Regions from separate parts of the Mus musculus genome. Here region 2 is linked to region 1. A link is a loop called in an ENCODE intact Hi-C map of the cell type or tissue named here. Cell type or tissue: left cerebral cortex. All regions are shown on one strand.

Region 1 (2,500 bases):
TTGAGAAAAGCTCATCTTGGGCACACTTCACAGAAACCTACATATGGCTTAGAGAGTACACATCAAAATCGAGCACTGTAGAATACACCTTTAATCCCAGCACTAGGGAGGCAGGGGCAGATCTCTGAGTTCAAGTTCAGTGAGCTCCATGATAGCCAAGACTATATAGAGACCCTGTGTCAAAAACACAAACAAAAAAAGTACACATCTATTTATATACTGATGTCCTGAAATTTTATAATTTCCCAAGCCAAATTAAATCAAGCCATTTCAGGATGAGAGAATAGCTCCATAGTTAAAAGCACATACTGCTCTTTCAGAGGACCCAAGTTTGGTTCCTAGAACCCAAGTCCTGAGACTCAAAACTGCCTATAACTCTTACAGGAGGGGATCTGACACCCTGTTTTGACCCCATTGGAACCTGCACTCATGTGGCATATACAGACATATACACATGAATAAAAATGAATTAATCTTAAATCAAGGCACTCAATAAAGATCCAAGTTAGTGAGAACTTAAAAAAAAAAAAAAAAAAAAAAAAAGTGTCCTTGAGCCTAGAAGTCTTTGCCCATGCCCAAAAGAACTAAATCTCCCAGGCTCACTGAGACACTAGCAAAGGCCAGGAAGGCTTCCACCTCACTTCCCTGAATGACCCTGTGAGAATGGAGCTAACAGAAGGGCTTTTAGACTCCCAGCTGTAAAATCTAGCACAGTTAAAAAGATAAGGTTCAACTGTAATCCAACACAGCTAAAAAATAAGGAATAATAATTAAAGACTTGGGAGTGCTTTTTGTTGTTGTTGTTGTTTTCTTTTCTTCTGTTTTCTAAGGGGAAAAAAGGAGTAGGCAAAGGAAAGTAACATCCAATGGAGCTGACACTGTGAGAAGCAGGATAAGAAAACCCAGTTAAACACTCCGAGGAAAACCCTGCCTGCACTGGCCTGGTTCATTCTGCACCTCTTGCCCTAAATAAAAAAGCTGACACGTGCTTCAGTTCTGGCTAGAACAAGCACTGTTTCTGGAACAGCTCCACCTTGGTTACGTGTTTCTACTTTAAACATTCCACAGTTGCTGAAGGCCTCCCAGGAGCATCTGCTCCTGTTTCTCCTGCAGAAAAGTGTTTGTTTAGTTTGATTACAACTTTGAAGAGGGAGAGAAATTCTGGCTCAGAGAATTTAATGGCGGGCCCTTCTCTTACATAATTTGTAAACAAACAGAGTTTATCCCAGTGTGGCTCATTTGGCTCACTAGCTGTATTAAAAGAAAAAAAGAAAAAAGAAAAAAAAAATCCTCATTCAATTTGGAGAAGCCACAATAACACCCATCAATAGCCAGAAAAATGTCCAAACCAACCTATCACTCTATTGCCTAATACTAAGGCTAGGGGTGGGACATGCTTACAAGCTCTCTGCTAAAACCGAGGTCTGCCCATTGACATCCCCAGACTGAAGGGTGAGGAGCAGAACTTGAAAGATGCCTGATCAACTGTTCTCCAGAAGTCACCACACTCTCCTGGTCTACTTTCAAAACCTCAGAAAATAAGTTGAGCCAAGGTCAAATGCCATACAACAGCAATTTTCTCCCAAGGTGCTGTGAGTGGCTAAGTGTACAAGCAGAAAACAATTTGTCATAAATAATCCTAAAAGCCAAAGCTGTTGTATTTATCTTTAATAAAGTGAATTTAAGACTGTCAAAAGAACGTGACTCCCTGACATTCCAAATTATTTTCTTCATAGGAGTAACTGCTAGAACAGCCCCTGCATACTGCTGCTGTAGAGCATGGGCAGGAGGGAGGTCAAGCCATCAAAACTCTAGCAGTAAACATGGATGCCATCTGTGTTCTGCCTGAGGGGCTCACCTCTGCCTGGTTGTATTCATAGTCATCCTTAACTTCTAAGCTATGTGTCCTCCCTCTCTAGTTAGGTGCTCTTTCCCACTTAGATGAAATCCAGCTACAGGTCTCAGATTCCTGGCAGGACTCTGACTTGAGGCCACATGCCCCAAGTTCACATGCCTGCCAGTCTACAGATGGCAGGACTGAGGATCAGGAGAGAAGAGCTGGTTCCCCCTTAGGTCTCATTTCACTGTTATGATTCTGGCCATTCCTCACATGGTCTTTCCTTTCTCCTGCTTTGCCTTGAGCTTATCTACACCAGATGACTCTGATATACACAGCAAAAATAAGCCCCTACTCAGTGCCAACCCAGCCTGGATCTCAGCAAAAGAAGTGGGGTATCAGGGCAAATCCAAGAACAGGCCTTCCTTAAATGGGGCATAGCCCAGGACCATCCTCTGGTTTCTAGACACTCTTGGCCTTAGGCATGTAGCACTCAGCCTTTGTAAGTAACACTGCAACCATCTAAAGTTCCTGTCTTTTCCAATGACCAATTAGCCTACCTCAGAAGATCCCCAACAAGAGACCAACCATGCCGTGAGCACTATTCAGAAAACCCAAGCTCTACATCCTTGAACCTTCTTTAAGAAAGAGGTCACTAGGGTT
Region 2 (2,500 bases), 66 kb before region 1:
ACCAGGCATAAGTGTCTGGAGAGAACTGTTCCCTTGAGATGGTCCACCTGCCAAGCTCTGAAACCAAGAGTAGCTTTCAGAAGCTTTCAACACAAATTGTTGAAACACACTGGCACAGTCTCCCCATGTCTCAAGGAGAGAGACATGGACTAACTGCTTTTGCCCAAGGTTATAACACTTCTATATCTCACTGAAGATTTACAATAACTTCAAAAGGATCATCTTCATGCAAGTGAGTCACTGTAACATAGGAACTACTTGCTATACTAGTAGGACAAGCTAACTCACGCGGTAATAAGACCTTATCCAAAAGTTCCTGAGGATTTAAAGGGAAATTTCCCTCCTGTTGTCCTTTCCCCTTTGTGGTCCAGGATGCAAGATGGTCCAGACCTTTTCTTAAAAGTGTGGTAGCTAAAATCAAGGCTTATAAATTATGTGAAGGGATAGGGTGACAACCCCATCCACTTTTCTCTTGAATCATAAGGTTTTTTTCACCCTTTTTTTAATGTATAAAAAATACATAATTCCTTTTTTAAAAAATTAGAAAGCTCTGTATTTGTACATGCACAGGCATGTATGTAGAGGTCGGAAGTGACCTCAGGTGTCAGTCCTTGTTTTCTATCTTGTCTTTTGCTGTTTTATCACTGCACATGCCAGGCTAGCTGGCCTTAAGCTCCTGGGGCATCTCCTGATTCCACAGCCTACTTTAACTTACAAGTATTGGAATCACAGTCTTGTAGTATTCTCCCCACCTTCTGGGGGATCCAAACTCAAGTCTTCATGTTTGTTCACCGAATAATTTACCCTCTGAGCCATTTAGAATGTTAGAAAGTTGTCCTGAATGAATGCCTCTCTAGCTCTTTGAACCAATGGCCTAAACTATTTTTCCTGGAATCCAGAACATAGAAGAACAGTTTCTTTTCTTCCTGTTGTCATAGTGATTGTGATAATAAGGATAAGGAACTGACACAGCAAAGGAGCTCCGCAGCTCTGGCTGTGTGTGGAGGCTTCCAACTGGGAACAGTCTGAGAGGTAAACCAGCACTCCTCCACTTCAGGCACAGGTTTTCTGAATGCTCAGCTGGAGTCTCTGCCAATCAACTTTGCTTTTTAAAGAAAAACCAAGAATGCTTCTATAATCTATGGTTCCTCTGTACCAAAAGAGGATAATAAAAATAACACCCCAGGAAAAACTCACATTAAAAAAAATAATAAAGTTAATGGGCACAGCCTGTGCTACTTCTAAACCACAGTCAAACTGAGGGGTGTGACTCAGTGGGAAGACTGCTCTCCTAGTGATACATAGGACACCGAAAATAAGTCATCTATTTCTGGTCAAAAACTGAAAATGAAAATACAAAAGTTAATGGGTTAGAAAATAAGGATGATTGGTTTTAGTACTTCTGTTCATTCCAGTCGGCCCCGCTCCCTCCGGCCCAAAGATTTTTATTTATTATTATAAATACACTGTAGATGTCTTCAGATGCACCAGAAGAGGGCGTCAGATCTCATTACAGATGGTTATGTGCCACCATGTGGTTGCTGGGAATTGAACTTCGGAAGAGCAGTCAGTGCTCTTAACCGCTGAACGATCTCTCCAGCCTGGATAATAGCTTTAAAAGACAGAGATCCTAGTATTCATTTATAAAAATTATGCTAAGTGGATAGACACTAAGTGAGAAAATGCATTTAAGTATTGAACCTTCCCTGTAATCATGATGTTTGATCAGCTGTTTGAAAATGATTCTATAATGTACCTATCTGCTGCAATAAGAGGCAACTAAAACCCAAAACACAATACAGCTTAAAAGCAAACACAGCACTACCTGGTAGTAATGTGTTTTTAAAAGACATACTCCTGTCTTACAACAAATACTATATATGGCCTTTGATGGGCTTCCCTGCAGGGGCTGAGTGACCAAAGAAAGTACTCCTGTAAGCTGGAGAGCCAGACACATAGCACTGGATGCACACACTGGTTACCTCTGCATGTGTAGCCTGCCTGCAGGCTCTCAGCAAGAAAAACACCAGAGTACTAACAGCTCACAGGGGAAACCAACAATAATATGAATTTAATCAGTGATGACAGTGCTCAGCTCCAGTTATTCCAACACTTTGAACTGGTTCAAAAGGATTATCCAACTATAGAAGCACCACGGGCACATGGCCCAGACCTTGCTCACATCTAGGGCCCTAGTAATTATTTCATTTCCTTAATCTAACAAACAAAAGAGACAACATTACTCAAAACCAACCAAAAAAAAAAAAAAAGCTTTCACTTCTTTTTGCTTCTGGTTGCTGTCAAAACAGACAAGTTCCTAAGACTCAGGAAAGTAATGTGGTTTTGGCTGGACACTACTCTGGATACAAGTTGTCACTGTGAAGAATACTGATGACACCTCACACCACTTCTTCAGCCATTCTTGAGACCTGAAATTGACTGCTATTCATGCAAAGTAACACTACTATAGAGCAACAAAAAAGTCAAGTCTTTCATAAAT

The links. A loop is a pair of places that touch in the nucleus more often than their neighbours do. Peaks named below come from ENCODE experiments on the same cell type or tissue, not always from the same donor. Only the 100,000 strongest peaks of a DNase experiment are listed, where the experiment ranks them.
Region 2: a loop joins it to region 1, with 2.0 times the contacts of the local background. A loop is called at or near these places in 5 of 42 quality-filtered maps.

Annotation. Positions count from the first base shown.
Region 1 is chr11:5,421,048-5,423,547 of GRCm38, forward strand. The region is part of intron 1 of Znrf3 (zinc and ring finger 3); the gene reads right to left. Among named protein-coding and RNA genes, the nearest start is that of Znrf3, 23 kb to the right of the region's middle. In left cerebral cortex, no CTCF peak of the experiment used is centred here; a DNase peak (open chromatin) is centred at 1,024; H3K27ac peaks cover 1,808 bases.
Region 2 is chr11:5,355,412-5,357,911 of GRCm38, forward strand. The region is part of intron 1 of Znrf3 (zinc and ring finger 3); the gene reads right to left. Among named protein-coding and RNA genes, the nearest start is that of Znrf3, 88 kb to the right of the region's middle. In left cerebral cortex, a CTCF peak has its summit at 1,486 (motif pointing right); DNase peaks (open chromatin) are centred at 38 and 1,024; H3K27ac peaks cover 1,074 bases.